Regions from separate parts of the Mus musculus genome. Here regions 1 and 3 are each linked to region 2. A link is a loop called in an ENCODE intact Hi-C map of the cell type or tissue named here. Cell type or tissue: gastrocnemius. All regions are shown on one strand.

Region 1 (8,000 bases), 240 kb after region 2:
GAAGTAAGGTGTGCACAAAGCCTTGGGTCTCACCACAATACCAGGACTTCCCACACAAAAGACGTGGGGCTGCAGTCAGTGGCAGAGCTGCCAAATCAACAACCACAATAATAAAAGAAAGAGAAGCATGGAGAAGGAGCAGCAGACGTGTAATAAAGCAAGGTAAGGGTAGCATGAAGCTTAGTGCAAGCTCTTGCCAGGACCGGGTTCCATCCCCAGCACGGGGAGGTGGCATGGGAAAATAACAACGTTGAGACCTAGGGCCACCTTCATGATACCTGTTCCAACCATTCTGTATGTCAGGAAACGCTGTATAAAATACATGGAAGCATCATGAGGTTACCTACAATCTACACAATTTAACCATCACGAAGCTCTTCTAAAGACTCATGAGCAAGCCTCATCTTTACACAGAAAGCTACCCACAGTTGAAACTTGCCACACTCACCCACAGACTGAGAGGTGAACGATGCTACGATCTGGGGGCTGGCCAGGGCCTCCAGTCTGTTCTTCAGAGCCTCCAGGTGCACACACTTTTCAGAGTAGTCCGGAGTATCCACAAGCATCATCAAGCTGTTCTGCATGCCGGTCAGCTTTGCAGAAATCACAGCTATGTCCTAAAACAGACGAATCAGAAGATGTTTACTTTAAAGACTCTCCATACCTCAGCTGGAAATGGAGAAAATACACCAGAAGGCACCTCCTGGGGCTAGAGGACGGTTCAGCACACGAGCGCAATGCTCTCAGTTTGGCCCTGCAGGACCCTACATGATGGAAAGGAAGAACTAACTCTTACAAATTGTCCTCTGACCACCACAAGTATACACTGACTGACACAAGGGCTGTGTATACATGCGTGCGCACACACACATACACACACACACACACACACACACACACACACTTTAATTTAAAAAATAGTTTTCAGTTAAAAAAGTAATTCATAAAAATAAAAAAGGTACATAAAAATTATGTTTAACAAACAAAAATTAAAACAAGGAAGTACCATTTTCTTCTAGTCGGGAAAGTACCAAAAATGACTATTTTTGGTAAGGAGGCAAAAAAAAAAAATCTGTTTGGTATCATACTGCATAGTGTCTGGGGCTAAGGAAGTGGCTTCGTGGCTAGGAGGGCCTGCTGCTCAGTAGAGGACCTGTCCCCCATCCCAGCACTCATACTGAGAGGCTCACAATAGCCTTGATTTAGCTCCTGATTCTGACACACTCTTCTGACCGCTACAAACACATCCACTCACACAGACACACATGAATATATAAACAACAATGAATAGTTGTAAATGTATATTGTCTTACTTTAAGGCAACTTAACAATGGGTCAAGAGTCTTAAAAATATTCACAGGCTGGGGGTGAAGGTCGGCAGGTAATAGCAGTTGCTGTGCAAGCCTACCATCCTGAGTTTGATCTCTAGAACCTACAGTGGAAAAAGAGAACAGACTTCTGCACGTAGCCTGCACCCTCCATACATGGATGCCATGGCATGTACAGGGGCACTCACTCACATATCATACATGGGTACACGCAGCCAGGCAGTGGTGATGCATGCCTTTAATCCCAGCACTTGGGAGGCAGAGGCAGGCGGATTTCTGAGTTCGAGGCTAGCCTGGTCTACAAAGTGAGTTCCAGGACAGCCAGAGCTACACAGAGAAACCCTGTCTCAAAAAAGAACAACAACAACAAAAAAAAAAAAAGCCTATGTGCATGCACGTGCACACATACACACAATAGTAAATAAAAATAAATAAACCCACAGGGCTAGAGATGCCACTCAGTGGTAGAGTACTTTCCTAGTGTGTTCTAAGGCCCTGGTTTCCATTTCCAGCATTAACAGAAACAAGAAATCATATCCTTTAACTTGGTATTTTCTTGGTATTTTTCTGTCTTAAAGAAATAATCTGAAGCCAGGCAGTGGTGGCACACACCTTTGCTATCAGCACTCAGGAGGCAGACACAGGCAGAGCTCTGTGAGTTAGAGGCCAGCCTGGTCTATATAATGAGTTACAGGCCAACTAGGGTTACACACTGAGACCCTGTCTCAGAAAACAAAACTAAAGTAAAGTAAAAATAAAAGAATCAGAGGAGTTCTGCTGTCTGGTGGTCCATGTCCATAATGCGAGCAAGTAGAGGCAGAAGAACCGTTCAAGATCAGCCTGGGCCACTTGAGATCTTGGCTGGAACTTGACCAGAAAGTTCTCAAAAGACAGTGGAAAACAGCTAAGAAATATCTCAAACATGTTTATCATTAGGTATTAGGGAAATGCAAATCAAAATAACTTTGAGATTTCATCTCACACCAGTCAGAACGGCAAGGATCAACAAGAAAATGGACAACAAATGCCAGAGGATGTGGGGAAAGGGGTCCTCACTCACTGTTGACGGGACTGCAGATGCTGCAGTCACCACGGAAATCAGTGTGGAGAAGTCTCAAAAAGCTAAACCCAAATCAGTCCCACAAGCCATCGTATCACTCCTTGGCATAACGCCCACATGACTTCCTACCCCATTCCGCAGGTACCTGCTCAGCCACATTCACAGCTGCTTTCCTCACAACAGTCAAAAAGTGGAAATCACCTAAATGCTCTTCAGTTTATGAGTGGATAATGAAAATGTGGTACATATACACTCTGGGATACTGTTCAGCTGTAAAGGAAGCTGAAATCGGACGGAACTAGAAAAGGTGACACTGCGTGGGGTGACCCAGACTCAGACAGACATACCTCGCATCCTCTCTCACTCCAGGTTCCTAGTTTGAGATCCTCAGATGTGGCGCACTTCCTGGAGTGACACAGCCACACCCACTGGGAACAGCCAAAGTCAAGAGGGCAGCGGAGCTTCTGGCGCAGCCCTAGCCAAGCTGAGCCGAATGCTGCCATCACTTTTGCTGTCTCTCACGTTTAGGTTCAATCTCTGCGTGTTGCGTTCTTGGGGACTTTCTGCATTGTGACTCATTTTATGTCTTTTCCTGAGAGAATTATGTCTGAGATTTTTAAGGAAAGACTTAAACTGACTTCCCTTCTGCTTTTAGGGAAACAACTTTATCTGGGCCTATTTGGAAGTGATCCCTATGCCCTGGAGATCGTGATGAGCACAGATAAGCACTAGGATGCTAGAAATTTCTTTATGAGGCCTTGAGTCCAGGAATCTTCTTAGGGATCCGCCCCTAAGCAAATGCTAACACTATAACTGGTACAGGATAAACAGAGACGACTGACAAATCCTAACTGCCCAGGAGAATTAGTAACAGATTCTAAGTCTCTTTTTATAATACACTTAGAGCTCTCTGAATGTAGTTTAAAGATAGGGGCCATATGAGATACACCCCCGGAAGAGTAAAACTCAGTAAATGAGATAGACTAAAATAACTTTTCCTACTTTATAGCATAGGTGATGGAAGGGTACAGTAAAGGAGTTAGCTATTATAATTTGCTCTTCAGGCTGGAGAGATGGCTCAGCTATTAGAGCACTGACTGCTCTTCCAGAGGTCCTGAGTTTAATCCCCAACATCCACATGGTGCCTTACAACCATTGTAATGGGACCCGATGGCCTCTTCTGGTGTCTGAAGACAGAATTTGCTATTTATAAAAAGCCTGGTTCTGATGCTTTCCATTTGTCTGGAGTGCCAGCCTAAAATCAGGTTGTCATACAATAAATGTGTTGGCTTTGGCAGAAACGTTCTTTAGATTCTATGGAGTTAGAGGGCTAACAATAAAAATAGAATCTGTCCTACTTGTACTTTTTAATCATGCTAACTTGTAACCCCAGACATTTAATGAGAAATTAAACACATGTCCAGAGACAAAATGTTATCATCTGTCTTTGCTCTGTGAAATCTGTGTAAATAGAGAAGCAGCCTGATTGCTACTCAGTCAGAGCTGCAAGACGCCTCATCTGACATGTCCCTCCCTCGCTGACTCCTCATCTCCTCTCGGGCCACTGTCAGCCACCAGGGATGCCAGTACTGGAGTAACTGCAGAAAGCAGGAAAGTAAGAAGGGCGCACTGGGAGTGGGTGGGGAGAAGCAATAGAGAGGGAGAGAGCAGAGTGCAAGTGATCTGAAGGGGAAATGGGAAAAATGGGGAGTGTGTCTCTAGTTACGGGGGGTGGGGGGGATAAACACAGAAGAAGGAAAGAGAAGGGTAAAAGAGCAGTCAAGATGTCTGAAAAGTCATAATGAATCAAACTATTACCTACGTAAAAATACCCATAATATGATTAAATGAAATCTTCCCATCTGGGCTAACAATGCTCCCTCCCAGAGCCATACACTATTTAACAAAACCTAACACCAGGCAGGAAAAGCCCTCTTTTCAGTTGTTGGTCAGGGTTCTTGTCCAAGAGACAACATTACAGGTTACTGCTATTGCCCTTGGCTGCCCCCAAGTGGTGGAAGGTAAGTCCCTGTTGCTGAAGACGACATGCACTTGAGACACAGGGCCCAGAGAAGCCTGAGCTGGAAAAGGACCTGCAAGCCCCTCTCTGAGCACTACCTTTCATGAAGTTTCCAGGGAAAGAGACAAACAAGCGTCCTACCCAGCTATGACACCTATGAACCACAACAACAACCAGCACCGCTTGATAACCCTGAGTGTGGGCACTAGTAGTGAGAAGACATTGTGGTAACCAACACCTCCCTCATGAGACGTAAGAGGGGAAACCATGCCTGGTACTGGCAACTTAGCCAACTACCCAAGGCTGGTGAAGTCAAGGATCCTGGAGGAGAACCTACAACCACCCCTTTACTAAACCAGAATCATCCCTAATTACATTCTCTACACTTGTCCTCAGACCCACAGATCAGTGTATGTAGAAGGCAAAAAGGCCTTGTGCACACACTGGAGAAGCCAGGAAAGTTAAACACACAGCTGATCTCCCCAAAGGGAGACGATATCTAGCCAGTTCTCCCAGAATGCTGGGGAAATGTAGTTTCCAGCCTGGTAATCCTTCGCTACCTGTTGGGCCAGGCTCTGCCTGTATCCCCAGGATATTGTGTTTGCTTACCAGAGACTTCCCCGGAAAACCTTCAGCTCTACTTCTAGGCCATGAAACTCATCCTGTGAGAGATGCCACTGTACTTTACAATGACTAAGTGACTTCTGTGCTATCCTAGGGCCAGATATCATGTCGACCTCAGGCATTCTCCCTAGACCCCTGCCTTGAGCACTGTTTCTAAGTCAACAAGACCCCATTTGGCAGATGAAGCCACACGGCCTTTGTAAAGAGTGTCAATGTAAACATGTCTTAATCTGCATTGTACTCACAGGGCTGAGTTAATTGTTTTCTGAATCCTTTTTTCCACAATTGTGCTGTGCTTAAATATGGCTAAAGTAAAATGATCTGAGTCAGACTCCAAGAAGTCTTGGTCCAGCACCAGTTACCAAAATCGGGCTCATCTGCATTTCATTCCTACATAATCCACTTTTCCCTGCCTGCTGTAGAGCCTATAGGGTCCCTCCCACAAGGGTAATCCTCATAGCGATACTGACAGGAGCCTATACATGTTCCCATTTTACAGACAGAAACAAAGATGATCAAGAAGAGCTACAGTCTAAACATCTGTCCTAACACCCACCTGTGTAATCCTTACCCCTCATCAAGGAACCTTCTCTTTGCAACAGACAGAGACTGTTGTAGAAAACCACAAGTAACCAAAATACAAAGTCGTGGAGGAGCCCCATCCCAGCTGATACATCTACAACACAGCTCCATCGCCAATGCTCTCTTCCAGCCTCTGACGGACTAGGCAAGCATGCAGTGCACAGATATACATACAGGCAAATCAAAAAACAAACAAACAAAACATGCACATAAAATAATAAATAAATAAATAAATAAATAAATAAATTCTTTAAAACAACTAGAGAAGGAGAGAAAAGAAAAAGAGAAAAGAAGAGAAAAGAAAAAAAGAAAAGAAACCTCCAATGCTTGGAAGACTTCAGAAGGGCCAGCCACAGCTACTAAGGAGTTTCAGAGGGAGAGAGACTGGAGGGGAAGAGGGCTATCGGGTACTCACACCATGCATGGTGCTGTTTGTGGGCAAGGTGGGGGGACAGCTGGAGAACAACTGGTTAAGTGTGTACAGAAGAGAAGTTAGGGGCTTGGAGAGTTGGGGTTGTAGTTTGTTTTGTTTTCTGGGAGTTCTTCAAATCACATCACTCCTCTGCACACTTGCAAGCAGGTTTCAAAGCTATTACTGTTTTCCACTTTTGCAGCCCCTGAGGAGTGAAGTAACTTGCCAAAGTCACACTCAGCCCATCTTCTCTGTCTGTGCCTGTCTCCTGGGCTTCCTTAGGAGGGTGGATATACTCAGGGCTAGCCTCCCCCTAGGACAGCCCAATGCTTCTGTCCGCTGCTACTGACACCAAGCCCCAAGCTCCTCTGTAAATGCCTGGTACACTGTGCCCTGTAAAGAGACGTACTTGAGTTTTGAAGGTCTCCTCAATATCAGCACTCAGCGTGCTCCACTTGTCAGCTTCCTGAAGAGATTCCGCAGCAAGCTGCATCCTGGACTTCACCTGGTCAATCTCTACCAGCACCTGAAAGAGAGACCATGTGCGCAGTCAAGCCATGGTCCCCTTGTCTCTGCCCACACCACCCTGAAACAGTGGTTTGAGAGTCTTCTTACCCTTCACCCCACTCATTGGCTGAGAAGATAAGTTAGGTGCCAAGGTGACCTGAGCTCCGGGGAGAGTTCTGAGTTCTAAATCCCCGTGAGCCAGATCACCTGCAGAACAGAAAGACCCACAACGGGGACAGAAGCCAAAGTACCTGCATGGACTGTGACGTGTCCTGCTCAAACTTTTTAATGTCCTCTTTGACAAGAATCATTTGCTCTTTCAGGAAAGACGCCTCCTGCTTCAGGGCTTCCACATCACGGAGCACTTTGGGCATGTTCTGGAGGGCCTGGAGACTTGTTTCTGCCGCGAAAATTCAAGAGTGGCAATGTGTACAAGCAGTGGAAACTGGCGCTGGTACAGTGGGAGATCATCACACATGGGAACAGAAAAGAGACTTCCCAGATAGCATTACCAATCAGCTTTAAGAAACTGCCGGGAACGTGTGGCAAAGCTGGGGTCAGCGAGGTGACCTCAACCAGACCATGACATCAGAAATGAGCAACCAACATCAACTTGACCCAAGACCAACAAAAAGAATGAAGGGCTGGGCGTGGTGGCGCACGCCTTTAATCCCAGCACCTGGGAGGCAGAGGCAGGCGAATTTCTGAGTTCAAGGCCAACCTGGTCTACAGAGTGAGTTCCAGGACAACCAGGACTACAGAGAAACCCTGTCTTGAAAAAACAAACAAACAAAAAATAATAATAAAAAAAAAAAGAATGAAGGACACAGATGTGGTATTTATTGTGTGCCAGTAAGCCCAACCCTTAAGAAGCTGAGGCAGAAGGATTACTGGGAAAAGTGATGCTATCTTAGGCTATATAAGGAGTTCCAGGCCTGCCTGTATTACAATAGAATGACTCAAAGAAACAAGAACTATGCTGGACAGTGATGATGCACGCCTTTAGTTCCAGCACAGTGGAGCAGAAGCAGGTGGATCTCTGTGGATCTGAGGCCAGCCTGGTCTACAGAATGAGCTCCAGAGTAGCCAGGGTTACCCAAAGAAACCATGTGTCAAAAGCAAAGCAAACATACATACATACATACATACATACATACAACAGCAAAAAAGAACCCGGGGGCTGACACAACAGCAAATGACTGCTCAAAGTCTAAGAACAATTACAGCTCTATCAGAGGAGAGAATTTGGATGGGGTCCATAACTGTAGCTCCAAAGGATCTGAAAACCATCCTGGCCTCTGTGTGCATCTGATCATGCGCATGAGTGCATCATGATCACACACACACACACACACACACACACACACACAAAGAAAAATAAATGTTAAAACAAACAAAATCCTCCAAGGCAGTACTTAGCGACAGGCGACAGTGCTCAGTGGCAGTGCTCAGTGACAGTGCTCTGTG
Region 2 (8,000 bases):
ATTATGTAAACTTTATTCAGGAGTGAGTTGTGCTCCAGGTCCTTTTGAGTTCCCGGTAAGCAAATCAACTGTATATAGTCATGCGTGGATTAGTTGATGAGAATGTTACACCAGAGACTTTCAGCAACAAATTTCTACATTTTACCTTGGGGAGGTCATTCAGTATTGGCAATCCATGTGTGGCAACTCTATAGGTCATTAAATAGCACGGAGAGTTAAGAACTGATGGCACAGCCAGGTGGTGGTGGCACACACCTTTAGCCCTAGCATTCAGGAAACAGATGCAGACTGATCTCTGAGTTTGAGGACAGTGTGTGGGTTCTAGGACATTGAGGGCTACACAGAGAAACCCTGTCTCAAAACAGACAGACAGACAGACAGACAGACAACCCAAGCGAAAGAAATATGATCGCATATTTCTAGTTATATAGGCAGTTTAGCTGTGGTTGACTTTATTTATATTGACTTGATAGGCTGACTGGAGGGTGTCAGTTCAGCCCCTTCATCCTTCTCATCGAATTCATGTTCAAATTGTGAATGCCATTTTGTGGTGACCAGCAACTGTTTAGAGACCCTCAGCATAAAAGTCCGAAGAAGCTGGAAGCTGCCTGGTTGCTGTCCACGGTGCTGATTGCCTAAAGCCTGCCTCCTGCGGGTGAAGCAGCATCCACATGATGAATCTGAAGGCCCCAGTCCAGCAGAGCTGGTGAGATGGCTCAGCATGTGAGGGCACCTACGGCCAACCCTGATAACCTGGGTTTGTTCCCTGGGGTCCACATGGCAGAAGAAGAGAACCCATTCTGAAAATTGTAATATGACCTCCACACATGTTCCAGATAGCACTTAAGTGTCCACATACACAAAATAAATAAGGGACTAGAGAGATATCTTAGTGGCTAAGAGAAGTTGTTGCTCTTCCAGAGGACCTGGGTTTCAGTCCCAAGCACTCATATGGTGGCTTACAACTGTCTGTAACTTTAGTTCCAGAGGATCTGATACTCTCCTCATCTGACCTCCGTAGTACAGCTATACATGTGGTTACAGACATAGTTGCAGGCAATACTTTCATGCCCATAAAATAGAATAAATAAGAACATACTTTAAAAATCAAAGACCCCGATCCTGACTCCCCAGCAATCAGTTTCTAAAAGAGACTTCATCAAAGAACAAGATTGAACAGATAAACTTGCTCTCATCCTTCGGACACAAGACGATGTTCACAAGAACCAAAGGCCATTCATTGTTCTAGAGCAAGGAAGAAGCCAGCTTGGGAGCAAGCTTCCTTATCCAACAGAGTTTCCACACTCATGTCAAAACCCTTGTCTAAGCAACCTTACACACCTTTGCGTTGCTTCTGATTCTCCAGCAGTGTTGGATCTCCTCATAGTTCCTGTAATCTCTTGAGACCCTGACACTTACCTCAAACCTCTATATCTATTGTAGAAAAGAGTTTCAGGTGGTATTGATTTTAGGGAAGGTGACCCATGAGATCAGAGAAGCCAGGGGCATGAAGGACCTCTGTGAGACTGTTGATATTGGTGAGTACCAAAGGAAAGTGGGCTCAGCAACTAAGGGCATGTGCTACCAAACCTGACCATCTGAGTTCAGTTCCCAGGATCCACATGGTGGAAGGAGAAAACCTATTTCTGAAAGCTGTCCTCTGACTCCCACTGTGTACTTTGGCTAGCACATGCCTGCCTGCCTGCCTGCCTGCCTGCCTGCCTGCCTGTGTGCGCATGTCCACAGGTTTATATACTTGAATACTTGGTCCCCAGAATTTGGAAAGGATTAGGAGGTGTGGCCTTGTTGGTAGAGCTGTGTTACAGGGTGGGCTTTGAGGTTTCAAAGGCCCATGCCATTCCCAAGTAGCTATCACTGCCTCCTGGTGGTGATTGTCCCAAGATGTGAGTTCTCAGCTACTACTCAGGAGACATGCTTTCCTGCCGACGTTGGCTCTCCACTATGATGGCCATGGACTTGCCTCTGAAGGTATAAGCCCCAATAAACTACTTTTTTCCGTAACTTGCCTGGGCTATGGTGCTTTATCCCAGCAATAAAAAAGTAGCACAGACATCCTTTCATTGTAGCCTTTAGTTCTTAAAATAAGTTTTTTGTTGTTGTTGTTGTGTTTCTGGCCTGGAACTTGCTCTGTAGTTCCAGGTGGCCTTAGATTCATGGCGGTTCTCTTGCCTTAGCCTCCTCCAAAACACTGACTATAAGTGTGACCCATTCTGCCTCGCTAACACATATCCACATACAAAACAAAATAACAAAGATGGGTAAAAACACTTGTGAACCTATCTTGAGAAATAACCTCTTTTGAATACATATATTCTTAAATACATGTATGTTTTAACACATACTTATATGACAGTTATACAGAATCTACTATTATTATGGTGTATATACTATTTTATACCTCTACTATCCCTTTTGGTATGTGAACTACACTGACCGAGTACATTAACATGGGGAAATTCCATTAACAGAAATTTATTCTGAGGACCTAATTAGAGATATACACAAGATTTTATATAAGGAATAATTTATATTAGTAAATACTTAGAGACCATTTACATAGCAATGAACTGAGCAAGTAAATAATTTGATGGGCTTAAGTACATGTGCCTAGGGGCTTAAAAAGCTGCCCCCATACCTCAGAAGATGGAAGACAGGGCTCTTCTGTAATATAAGAACAGACCATGTAATGTCATTTTATATAAAAAAAACCTCAATATATCTAGAAACAGTGTATATTTAAAACTTTCAGACTGGAGAGTTGGCTCAGTATTTAAGGCCATGCACTGCTCATGTAGACCACCCAAGTTTGATTCCCAGCACCCATATCAGGTAGTTTCCTACCACTTATAACTACAAAGGATTCTATGCCTTTTCTGACTTCTGCAGGAACCTGAACTCATGTGAATATTCTCTCTCTCTCTCTCTCTCTCTCTCTCTCTCCCTCTCTCTCTCTCTCTCTCTCTCTCTCTGACACACACACACACACTTTAAAAAATAAATCTAAATTTAAAAATAAAACCCTCATCACATTTAATATGTAACGGATACATGTGCATGTATATATGTATATATTCCAAATAATAATTGTCAGGTAGGTTTTCTAGTATGATAAACTACCACAACCAAAAGCAACTTGGAGAGGAAAGGGTTTATTTAAGCTTACACCACCAGATAACAGCTCATCACTAAGGGATATCAGGGCAGGAACTCAAGCAGGGAAGGAACATGGAGCCAAGAACTGCAGCAGAGGCCATGGAGGAGTGCTTTTTATTGGCTTACTCCTCACGTCTTGCTCCCTTGCTTTCTTGTGGCACCCAGACTTCCTTCCAATCCAGGGATGGCACCACCCACAGTGAGCTGGACCCTCCCCCATCAGTCATCAACCAAGAAAATACACCACAGGCTTGCCTACAGGAAAATCTTGTGGAGGCATTTTCTGAAACTCTTCCACCGAGTTAACATGTTAACTCATGTTAGCAACAAACTAGCCAGCACAATGATTCTACTAACTTATTTAGGGAGGGAGGTGGATTGCTTTGTTAATTCTTCACCGTGAGCATTGATTGCAAGAAATACTGCTTAGGGATTTTAGGGGATTTTTTTCTTTACGTTGATGGTCAATAATGCTTGACATGTTTCTACCCACCAAAAGTTGTGATCTTTGGTCAGGCAAAAGAGGCATCTCATGGGAAGCCAGAGGTCCAGACGTCTGAGACCCATGCCCCCCTGATGAAATAGAGCACAGGCTGGACTCAAATTCGCTATGTAGCTGAGGAAGGTCTCGTGCTTCTGAGCCTCTTGTCTCACCCTCAACCCCAGATCTAGCACAGTAAGCGTGAGCCACCACATCCAGTTTATATGATAGTGGGGATCAACCCCAGGACTTTGGTTATGTTAAACAAGCACTCTACCAACTGAGCTACATCCTCAACTCAAGAACCTGCGTTTTAACAAGGTCTGTAGGTGGATATGAACACGTTTATGTCTAAAATGTTTGAATACTTAGTGACACGCTGTCTTTTGTGGGGCCATGTTTCTTCCCAGCTCAAGGGGATTACAACTTGAATACCTATCTTGGATCCCTCACAGTTTCAGCGGTCTAAACTTATTTTTAATAGTCAATTTGTGTGAGTCCCTATGGAAAGACAATGACAGGCCCAAAGAATAAATGATCTGTTTAAATAGCTCCTGTTGCCCACAGCAGAACTCTAGATGATGCCGAAGCAACTGCGTATCCTGACCAGGTCGGAAGGGTGAGGGATAAGAGGCTGTGTGGAATGTCTTCTGGAACTGAGATAAGAGACCTCCTGCGACCTGGGTCAGAATGAGGCAAATGAGGTGACTCTACAAAGTACTCTGGGGCTGTGACCCAGCGGGAATGCAGGTTGCAGAGTGGCCTCTGGGAGGCAGCAAGCTTGCACGGTGCCACCACGAGAAGCAGCGCAGCCCGGGTTGAGGCGCGGAGCTGACTCTGGACAGCAGATGGCACTGCGGGGTCGCGGCCTTCTCCGGGCTAAGACAAGTCGGGGGTGGCCCGGGGAAAACACCTGGGCAGGTGTGGGCGGAGTTTGAGTGGGGAGGAAACTCTAGGGGCGGGGTCTGAGCCTGACCCACTGGCGCTCCTGGCCGTGCCACTTGGAGATGCTTGGCTTTATGAGGCCAGAAGAAGAGGAGCGTCTCCAGACTGTACACAGGCCAGCCGTGACCCTTCAGTTCAGAAAGGTAAGCCCAGCCGCGTCGGGTCAGTTCGATTCCGGGGTTCCAGGTACGTGAGCAGCCACAGGGCGTGGTGGCTTCCAAGAAAAAGATTATTCTGTCCACGGGTGGCGGGATGCTGAGACATCCAGAGCTTGGCTTGTGATACAAGAGCTGAGCGACAGGCGTTTCTGAGCCGGTGTGCGTGGGAGGAGCGCATCTCGGATCTTCTCTGCCTAGCTCACCCCACTTGAAGAGCATGCGTTTGACAGCGACTGTTCTTTCAGTCGCGGGAAAGTTTTTCTTTAGAGGTGCCTGCTGCAGAAAGAATCAAGCACTTGAAGCGGGCTGATTGAAAGTGGAGCCCTTGACTGCAGCGTTGCGATAGCTGGCACGAAGCAGACGGCTTTTGCCGCAAAACTACGCGCCAGGTCGCTTCCCAGACTGCAGCGAGTCAGTGGGGGTAGCTCGGTCCCAGGGCCTTGAGTCCTGGCTTCGGAGGTTCAACCTATTTCCGAATAGCACCGTGGCATGGCGGGAATCAAAACATTGCCCGAACCCAGGCTTTTGTGCCCAAGTTCTAGGATGAACAGAGCCTTGCAAACTGTCACTCCTCGCCAAGCTTCAGTTTCCTGACAGGGACAGAGGCAAGGTTCGGGGGCAGGTGAGGGAATAGAGAAGTGTCAGGAAGAAAAACGGGGACCTGGAATTTCGAAGAATTCGTTCGTTCTTTCATACTGTGTGGCCTTGGGCAGATTACCTAACTTCTTTACACCTCCATTTGCATCTCTGTGGGATGGGGATAGTAATAACACCTCATTTAGTCTGTAGTGAGAATTAAATTAGGTGCAAATGTTGGAATAGGAACCCTGGGCACGGTGTAGCTGTAACTGACGTCTGCCATCATTCTGCAGCAGCTGTCGCCTGAAACCACTATCATTATTTAAGCAATAACACAACTAGTATGTGTTCTTGGGTTCAAATCCTAGCCCGGACACTTTCTATTATGACCTTGGGCAAGCTACTTAGTCTATCTGTGTGTCTCTGTTTCATTTGTGTAATAGGGAAATGATGATATCTACCTGGGAAGACTGTAGAGCGCATTCTGTGAGCTAACCTTTGAGATGAGTTCTGAGCGTATCAGCTTCAAAGTCCTCTAACAGCACCGGGTTGAATCAAGGCCCATAATCTAGTAGAGCTACAATCTTGTTTTGCCTTAGAGTTGAAATATTTATGTGAACATTCTGGAGTCTCCTCTCGCATGACTGGCTGGTCCTCTGCGGACGAGATGAGTGGGAACCCCAAGAATCCAGAATTCACCTTTTGGCAAACATCTGACAGAGGGACCCATTTCTTTTCTTTTCTTTCTTTCTTTCTCTCTTTCTTTCTTTCTTTCTTTCTTTCTTTCTTTCTTTCTTTCTCTTCCTTCCTTCCTTCCTTCCTTCCTTCCTCTTTTTCTTTTTTCTTTTTCTTTTTCTTTGTGACAGAGTCTTATTACATAGCCTTGGATGGCCTAAAACTTGATAATTTGATAGATAGACCAAGGTGACTTAAACTCACAGAGATCCTCTTACCTCTGCCATTTGAGTACTGGGATCCAAGGTGTGTGTTACCATGCTCCACGGCATTTTTTTTTTAAAAGGATGACAACATTCAAAATAAATAAGGTAAATCACACTGCTTGCCAGGGAGCTAATAATTTTGTCAGTAAGAGACAGTTTTTCTCAACCTAGAAAAAAATCATGTAAGTCTGTGGGTAGGGCAGGTTACTGGGCGTGGTCGGCTGCCCCTGGCCTCTGTTCTCTTGTGCTATGCTCTTGTGCTTCCTTCTTTAGTACTATGTATAATCCTTAAACCCACAAGCATTGTAAACTTGAGAGCCTTGCCCCCCAACCTTCCCCCAATTTTGGACCACGTTCCATTGATTCAGTTTGGAAGAAAACTAAGCCTGGTGGCCCAGAATCCTGCCTAGAGAACTTGATGGTGACATCGTTAGGTTAAGCAAACTAAGCCACTCTCAAAAAGAGGTTTTCTCTCTTATGTAAAACTTAGATTTAAGTGAGAGAGCGAGAGGAATGAAAAGGGGGACCGTGAGCGAGTAGACAGAGGTTGTAAAGGGGGGGGTCGAGAACAGAAATGTGTGTGTCATGAAAGCAGAAAAAAGGGGGGAATATTTGGGAGGAGAAAGGGGCCCAGCAGGTGCAATGAGGGAAGGGGCAAATTGAAACAAAGTTTAATGACACATATGTCTGAAAACGACATTTTATAAACTCCATTATTTTATTCATCATCTTGAAAAAGAAAAAGAAAAAAATTGATGGGGCCATCAAAATCCTTGACTTGATTGCAGACCCCACGTAGACATAGGAGCCATGCTGTGTATCCTTAGGAAGTCACTCCACCTCTCTGATACAGAGATAACAGCAGTATATCTACCTCACATAACTGTTGAAATATATAAGCTACTGTATATTTATATACAGAGATTACATAATTATGAGGCTGGTGATTCTATACACGGTAGAGTGATCTAATGTGCAATGTACAGTACATAGCTAAAATGAACTCACGGCATGCTGTTTCTGCAGCTGAGATGCAACACACACATGTGAATGTGTTCATTCATTTTCCAATACTCACCCCAAAGGCTACCATTGAATCAAGATGCCTTTTCTAAATTAGGTAAAATCAGGTCAAATGGCATGGTGCCTGTAAGTATGGAGAGGCCAGCAGTCACGGGGCTGATGTGACACCAGGTGCTACTGACCGCGATAGGGAGAAATGAAACAGAAATCAGTTCACTTATAAGAACGCAGCATGGGAGAGGGGCAGGGAAAACATGGTCAGAACAAGATCTATAACCGCTGCTGGAAAGTTGTGGGAGATGTCATTAGCCAGTGACACCCTGCCTGACTTGTACTCTATGCAGGAGGGACATTTCACTAGGCACCAGGAGACATCGTAAAACAGGAGGGCTGCCCTCAAGAAGTGGCCAGTGGAAGCGATAAGGCACGGGTTACAGTGCCTCTGCCTGATAAGAGAAGTCTGGCTGGGTTGCTCCGAGTATGCCTGCCCCTAGAACTCCAGGGAAAGGTCCTTCAGCCAGTCCAGCCAGTATGTGCAGGTTACACATTGCCCTGCCCCCACAAGACTAGGCCTGGGGGCCCTAAGAGAAGGAGGCAGTTGTGGTGGCCCAAAGCAAATATCCTGGAGAAGGGGCCAAGGGCTCAGAATGCAACCCGTCCAGCCCATAGTAGAAAAAGGCCTCTAAGAACACGTGGGCC
Region 3 (8,000 bases), 230 kb after region 2:
CCCACAGGTAGAAGAGAGAAGAGACTTCCACAAGGTACACGATGACATGTGCAATCCCCCCATAAATACATTGATTGATTGATAAATAAATAAATAAATAGATAGATAAACAAACAAACAAGTGAGCACCTGCTCAGAGCTGGGAATAGAGACCAGTGCTACCACACTTGGTTGGCATATGCAAACTCTGGGTTCATTTTCCAGCATCCCACAAGCAGACACATAAAAACCCTCCATTCAAACTATAGACTGGAAGAAAGTGTCTACAAAACTTTTTTTTGGGGGGGGAAGGGGGGGTTGGGTTTTTTGAGACAGGATTTCTCTGTGTAGCCCTGGCTGTCCTAGAACTCACTTTGTAGACCAGGCTGGCCTCGAACTCAGAAATCTACCTGCCTCTGCCTCCCGAGTGCTGGGATCAAAGGTGTGCGCCACCACGCCTGGCTTACAAAACATATTTGAGAAAGAACTTTTATCCAGAATAACAAACTTCCTAAACTAAATAGTGCAAAACAAATAACCCAATTCTTTTAAAGCAAGCAAGAGACTCCTTGAATAGATATGTCATAAAGGAATGCATGCAAACAGCCAATAAGCACACGAGTGGGTGTTCAATATCTTTAGTCATCAAGGAAATGCAAATTAAAATCACAATGAAATGCTACTACACACCCACCAGAAAAGCTAAAACCAAACAGAATGACAACATCTAACATCAGCAGGGATGTCCAGCACGCAGAGTCCTCGCACACTTGAATGGAGGGTTTTTATGTGTCTGCTTGTGGGATGCTGGAAAATGAACCCAGAGTTTGCAGAAGGGGTGAGCACTCTTAGAAAAGGTCTGGCAATTTCTTCTACACTAAAACATACCTGCCCTCTCTACCCACAAATCCACTCTTGGGTATTTACAAAGATCCCTCGTGAAGCACCGTTCAGAGGGGCTTTAACAACAGCCTCAGACAGGATCAGACCAAGCGTCTATCAAAAAAAGGGAGTAGGCCATATTTAATCCCAGTACTTGGGAGGCAGAAGCAGGAGAATCTCTGTGTATTTGAGGCCAGCCTGGTTTCAAAAAAAAAAAAAAAAAAGAAAAAAAAGGAGTGGGGATATAGAGGGCGAGAAAGCTTGTAAGCATGCACATATGTATCCACATCTGTCTCATATTCAGCAATAAAGAACAAACCATCAGACAACAATGCACGAATCAAAAGTCTCATCAAAATACCAGCCCACAAACTACTCCACTGTACAGAATACTAGAGTAGACTAGATTACATTATGTTGTCGACATCATCATCAACAGCAACAGGTAATACATATGTATTTTAAAGTGAAGAATGTTTGCAAATTACCTTTAAATAAACCAAAAAATAAGCAGTCTCAATGAGCAGACAGGAGTCTCGGAGAGAGGGAGAAACTTGCGATAAAGCACACACAGTAAAGAGTACATTGCAAAGCCTCAAGGTGTCCGCTGCACAATTCTTTCAGCTTTTCATAATTGGAGGCTTCTTTCGTAGTAAGTGATGACACAGAACTAGGACACACTCAGCGGCAAAGCATCCTGTGTTTAGTGTGCCCAGGGCCCTGGGTTGGAGCCCCAGGACAGGAACAAGACTAAAAGTTTCACTTAGAATACTGGGGAGGAATGAGGACATAGCTCAGCTAATAGAGTGCTTACACTCTAATCAGGCATGACAGGACATGCACCCAGGAGGACTACAAGGACATTAGACTCCACCCGCTAGCTACCCCTAAAAAACAATCAAAACAACAGCAACAACAAACAGGTCTGCTGATGCATGACTATAATCCCAGCCCTGGGGAAGCTGAGGCAGGTAAATTGCTATGAATTGGAGGCCAAAGTGAATTTCATTTTTTTTACACAAGGTCTCTGTTGGGGTAATCTTTTAGTGTCCTGTGTAAAGGCTGACTTTATATCATTCAAATGCTGATTTCTGTACGTGCAGAGAGTTGAATAGCGGCCAGACTTTGGAATTGTTATTTTTATTGATCATTACCAGCCTTAGTATTTTGTAAACATGCACCACCATCACCCTCTGACTGGTTAATAAAGAGCTGACAGCCAATAGGTGAGGAAAGGCTGGGCAGAGATGGGAGCTGTGGGGAAAGTTCAGAGACACCAGATTCACCAGCACAACGTGGAGGTGGGACAGGTATGGGGACTGGAAGACTGAGTGAGAGGTAACAGGTCACGTGACAAATGTGGTATAGAATAGTCAGGTTAATTTCAGATAGACAAGCTAGCTAGCTAGGAGGCAGCCAGCTAAGGCCTAAGCTGTAATGAATAGTAAGTCTCTCTATCACTATGCGGGAGGTAGCAGGTCAGAGACAGTCCGGCAATAGATCTCACTATGTAGCCCAGACTGGCCTGAAACTTGCTATGTAGACCAGGCTGGCTCCAAACATACAGAGCTCCACCTGCCTCTGCCTCTACTACCATGCCTGTTTACACAGTGGATTTCAAGCCAGCCTGGACTATGGAGTAAGACCTTGTCTCAAAACAGTAACAAAATAAATTGTAAAATCATCAATTTTTAAAAAGACAAGAAAGGTAAATCTGGATCTAATACAGGCCTATAATTCCAGCTACTTAGGAGGAATAAGGCAGGAAGATTAAAAGTTCAAGGCCAGCCTGAGTAACTTAAGAAAACCTGTCTCCACATAAAATAAAAAAGATGACCCAGAGTACAGCTCCAGGGAAATGTTCTGGCCTAGCATATGTGAAACTGCAGATCTGACCCCCAAACCCACTAAAATAAAAGGAAATGACAGGAGGAAATGGGGGGTTACGGCAACATGTTACCCTGTCATCTCTGGTCTTTGCACTAGCCCGAGCTTCAGCAGACTTCTGCCTGTCACACCCACCTCCAGTAAGAAAAAAGGGCCATGAGCCAAAGGCACAAATGAACAGGCCTTCCAAAATCGAGGCTGAGCACGCACAGGACATGTTCATGTATAGATATGAGTAGCTTTTATCCTTATGATATGAGACGTGTACAAGAGGCAAGGATGTGTGAATGAATGTGGATTGCCAGGGACACTGGAAACTGGGAACTGAAACTGGGAGGAACTGGAGGCTGAGGAAGGAGGATCGCATGAGTCTGAGGCCAGGCCTGGCTACCTGGCAAGAACTGTCTGAGGAGTGCACAGGATGAAAAGAGAAACAAAACAAAATGCTTTAGCCATCGTGAATGGCATAACCCCATGCAGGGATTCTCCCCAGCTACAGTAGAGCTCATTCCAGCCAGTGACAGGTGATTACCTAAGTCATGACTATCTGTGAAAGAAAGCCACCAGCCCTGACCTACCAGCACTCCCAAGTAAGATGGGCTTTTCCCCTCCCTCAAGAGCTGTGTGCCTCTGACCTCATACAGGGAAGGGTGGCTCCTACCCTATGGCTACAAAGGCCTGTGGACTGAGAGAGGAAGGGATGGGAGGTTCCCACTCAAAACGTAGGCCTCACCCCACCCGGCTCAGAGGTCACCTCTAAAATGAGACTTTTCTTCCAGCTCTGTGTGAGAACAAGGGAACTTGACCTGACCTTTAAGATGAAAACACTCTGACCTCTCAACCACCTGACTAGGAGCCTCTGGCTTTCGACAACACCAGAGGCTCCCAGCCTGAGTTGGGGACACCAACTCATTAGATTCCATTTAAGATACAGAGGAGAGTGATAAGAAGAGTTTCCTTGGAGACCTAGAGGGTTCGCTGACGTGGGTTTATAAGTTATGTGTTAACCCCTTGGGTGACAACAGTGCTTGATCCAGCGCAGTCCCCTATTCCCATGCCACTATAGGCTTGTTCTCCAATGATAAGCTGTTACCTGTGTGGCCCACTGGGTTTGTGTGTGCCACGCGCCAAGCAGGGCATCATAGAGGCCAGTGAGCTGCCGGTCCAGTGGAAGGTCACTCTGACACAGCTCTTGCCAGGTTGCTAGAAGCTGTACCTGCAGGGGCATAGCAAAGGGGGTATCTTACTAGGTACCCCAAAACATGCTGGAAAACTGCTCCATGACACTACAGAACTTATTGCTGCCTACTGTCCTGAGCACATAAGTACCCACTGAGACTCATCCACTTGAGAAAGAGAAGAAACAAATGGGCAGGGCATAGGCTCCTGCTCTGGTCATCATCTAACGCCTGAATCTGTCAACCTCCAAGCAATGCTGTCTCCTCTGACCCCACTCAAAGCACGCCACTGAGCTTCTGCTGGGGCCACTGCACTCGCCTGAAGAACTTTCAGAGGGGCCATAAGTGTGTACTGATACTTCATGCCCTGCACCATATGACGTAAACACATGCAAAGGCCAGCAAGATGGCTCAGTGCATGAAGAGCTTGCTGGAGCCCTGGCAAGCCTGGAGCCCACATAAACGTAGAAGGAAAGCAGATTCTATAGCGCTGACCTCTTACCCACACATGCAGCGTAGCTTGCTCGTGCCTGCACACACCCACCACACACACTCATCATCATCATCATCAACAACAACAACTAAAACAAACAAAAACCGTGAGTATTATGCTTGAAGGAATTAAGGTTAGCCCCGCAAGCTGTAAGTTGGTAGCCTAGCCCTTAAAAACACAAAATTCTTATGACTTGCTGAGGGCAAAATGAAGCTTTCCTAAGACCTGATTCGCCTCTAAAAATCAAAAATAGAAACAAATTAAAACAATGTTTTTTTAAGTCTGTGAATGAATCCAGGCTGAAAACTCAGGGACTTGTTCCAAGTGACAGCTAAGGCATCTACTGGGTGGATCTAGAGCACCCCCTACTGGCTTTCAGTAAAAGAAAAAAGACTAAAGGGCAGAGTCTCTAGTCCTTTGCCTAGGAAAGCTTTGGGCCCGGTGGTAGTGGCCCTCCGAAGTCCTAACTACCTCCAGCTGCTTACCTTGTGACACTTGTAGTAGTATGCAAGGAGCTGGGGCATCCGGTCGATTTCAGTAAACACCTTCACAAACACTTTAGACTGATCTAAAGGACACAAAATGTGCATACACTGTTACCAACCAGGTTTCCCAGGGCCGCCAAGGAAAGCAACTCATTAATAAATTCAGATATTTGTCAATTGGATTTGGAAGTTTCTACTGGAATAATTGCTTTAATTCAAACAAGAGCATCATAAGCAAAAGAAATAAGGGCAGACTACAGCTACCAAACACTCACTGCAAGCCTAAGCTTATTAAAGTAATATACCAAACATCATTAATACAACGAAGATTACCTGGGCACGGTGGCACAGGCCTGGAATCCTAACACCCAGGAGGCTGAGACAGGAGGATGACAGCCTGGACTACAGAACACATAAAGAGACTGGAGAGATGGTTTGGAAGAGCACCAGCTGTTTTTCCAGAGGACCTCAGTTCGGTTCCTAGCACCCACAAGGTAACTTGCAACCATCTGTAACTCTAGTTCTAGACGATCCAACGCCTCTAGAACTTTTGGTCTCTATGGTACCGTGCACAAACATGTGCCCAGAGTGAGCAAACACCCATACACATAAAATAATAAAGTTATTTTATTTTTGAAAAGCAAAAGGAAGCCGGGCATGGTGGTGCACGCCTTTAATCCCAGCACTTGGAAGGCAGAGGCAGGCGGATTTCTGAGTTCGAGGCCAGCCTGGTCTACAAAGTGAGTTCCAGGACAGCCAGGGCTACACAGAGAAACCCTGTCTCGAAAAACCAAAAAAAAAAAAAAAAAAAAAAACCAAAAAAAAAAAAAAAAAGAAAGAAAAGAAAAAGAAAAAGAAAAAGAAAAAGAAAAGCAAAGCAAAGCAAAGCAAAGCAAAGCAAAGCAAAGCAAAAGACGGTCTGGGCAGTGGTGCCACACACCTTTAATCCCAGCACTCAGGAGGCAGAGCAGGTGGATCTCTGAGCCTGAGGCCAGCCTGGTCTACAAAGTGAGTTCCAGGACAGCCAGGGCTACACAGAGAAACCCTGTCTCAAAAAACCAAACAAACAAAAGCATCCGGAGAGCACGCTGTGCACTGAGCACCTGGCTGCTGGTGATAAACAGATGAGGGCAGGCTGCGTACCAAAGCTGGAGAGTACCAACCATGTCAGGAGGCTCTGTGCTTCAGTCTCCTACTTCCTACTGCCCTCCTGGTCCTACTTCCTACTGCCTCCTGGTCCTACTTCCTACTGCCTCCTGGTGCTACTTCCTACTGCCCTCCTGGTCCTACTTTCTACTGCCTCCTGCTCTTACTTCCTACGCCCTCCTGGTCCTACTTCCTACTGCCTCCTGGTCCTACTTCCTACTGCCCTCCTGGTGCTACTTCCTACTGCCCTCCTGGTCCTACTTCCTACTGCCTCCTGGTCCTACTTCCTACTGCCTCCTGGTCCTACTTCCTACTGCCCTCCTGGTCCTACTTCCTACTGCCCTCCTGGTCCTACTTCCTACTGCCTCCTGGTCCTACTTCCTACTGCCCTCCTGGTCCTACTTCCTACTGCCTCCTGGTCCTACTTCCTACTGCCTCCTGGTCCTACTTCCTACTGCCTCCTGGTCCTACTTCCTACTGCCTCCTGGTCCTACTTCCTACTGCCCTCCTGGTCCTACTTCCTACTGCCTCCTGGTCCTACTTCCTACTGCCTCCTGGTCCTACTTCCTACTGCCTCCTGGTCCTACTTCCTACTGCCTCCTGGTCCTACTTCCTACTGCCCTCCTGGTCCTACTTCCTACGCCCTCCTGGTCCTACTTCCCTTCCATGGTCCTGGCCCTGCTCCAAGCATGACCTGTCACTGACGGAATATAAAGTAAGTCATCTCGTCTATCAAGCTCAGTTCCTACAGGAGAGGAGACAGCACCTCCAGCTTCAGTTAGTGCTGCAGCAGGAAGCCATGGGAAGCTACAGGTGGTGCCGACTTCTAACTGTTCTCATCCACAAAAACAGCCACTTAATCTGACGCTGTGAGTGGTTACATGGACAGAAGAACAGAGAGCAAGCAAGCCTTCTATCAGATGCCAGAGAACAAATCACACCCTTGGCTGCTGCAGGCCTTGCTGCTTATCATGATCTAGCGTGGCCTCCTGGGTCCTCCCCAGTCACCCTGCACTGGCTCCCGTTCGAGGGCGCCATGCCACCCCTTCATAGGGCCCACACTGCACTTATTGCATCAGGCTCTTTATGCAACCTCTCTCTCTCTCTTCCCCACTCATAGAGAAGCTACGCAAGGGCAGTGCCATCCTCTGCCTATGTCAGTTTCTTGACAGACTAGCACAGAACAGTTGCTGGAAGTGCACGGAACTGTACTAAAGGTGTTACTTAAGTAGCACTGCCAGGGTGACAGTGGACTACTTAAGTATGGGCAGGAGGACTGAGAACTCAAGGCCGCTCAGGGCTGCACACTGATGTAGTGAGACTCTACCTCAAACAAACCAAAGGCACGAGGACCATGGGATAAGCAGAGAACAGGGAATGGAAAAGGAGACCAGCAAAGCCAGAAGTCTGAGCAAGGCAGCACACTGAAAAATCCACCTAGACCTAAGTACAAAAATAAACAAGCAAACCCCAAGAATGCTTAAACGAGAGAATGATTAAACATACACAGTGAGAAATGAAAACCAAGACAATACTTCTGAAAGGATAATAGGAAGGTACTCTGGATTGTTATAAAATAACACATCAGATATCCTTAATGAAAATGATAAATTCCTCCACACAAACTACCAAAACTGAATCTCAAAGATGTTCTAAGCTGGGCACATTGGATTGCTCCAGTATGAGACCAACTTGGTCTGCACAGCAATGCTACATAGCAAGACCCTATCTGAAAACAAATAAACAAACAAAAACCAAAAAGAGAGGGTAGAAGGAAGGGGCTTGATCCTAAGAACAACATAAAACTATGTACACTTGAAATAGCAGGAGGTAGAAAAAGGAGGCTTAGAAGTTCATGATCAGGGCTGGAGAGATGGCTCAGTGGTTAAGAGCACTGGTTACTCTTCCAGAGGACCCAGGTTCAATTTCTAGCATGCACATGGCAGCTCA

The links. Hi-C counts contacts between places; a loop is a spot of excess contacts. Peaks named below come from ENCODE experiments on the same cell type or tissue, not always from the same donor. Only the 100,000 strongest peaks of a DNase experiment are listed, where the experiment ranks them.
Region 1: a loop joins it to region 2, with 4 times the contacts of the local background. A loop is called at or near these places in 40 of 42 quality-filtered maps.
Region 3: it touches region 2 in a loop (15-fold over the local background); 40 of 42 quality-filtered maps call a loop at or near these places.

Annotation. Positions count from the first base shown.
Region 1 is chr7:121,970,832-121,978,831 of GRCm38, forward strand. It overlaps Cog7 (component of oligomeric golgi complex 7), which reads right to left. Exons shown (of 17, transcript NM_001033318.3): 2 at 6,785-6,933; 3 at 6,436-6,552; 4 at 449-617. Among named protein-coding and RNA genes, the nearest start is that of Cog7, 6.9 kb to the right of the region's middle. In gastrocnemius, a CTCF peak has its summit at 4,403 (motif pointing left); a DNase peak (open chromatin) is centred at 4,398.
Region 2 is chr7:121,729,801-121,737,800 of GRCm38, forward strand. Scnn1g (sodium channel, nonvoltage-gated 1 gamma) reads left to right here and starts at 4,679. Exons shown (of 13, transcript NM_011326.3): 1 at 4,679-4,743. In gastrocnemius, a CTCF peak has its summit at 4,462 (motif pointing right); DNase peaks (open chromatin) are centred at 4,483 and 5,105; H3K4me3 peaks cover 732 bases.
Region 3 is chr7:121,959,297-121,967,296 of GRCm38, forward strand. It overlaps Cog7 (component of oligomeric golgi complex 7), which reads right to left. Exons shown (of 17, transcript NM_001033318.3): 5 at 4,905-4,987; 6 at 3,842-3,964. Among named protein-coding and RNA genes, the nearest start is that of Cog7, 18 kb to the right of the region's middle. In gastrocnemius, a CTCF peak has its summit at 4,780 (motif pointing left); a DNase peak (open chromatin) is centred at 4,788.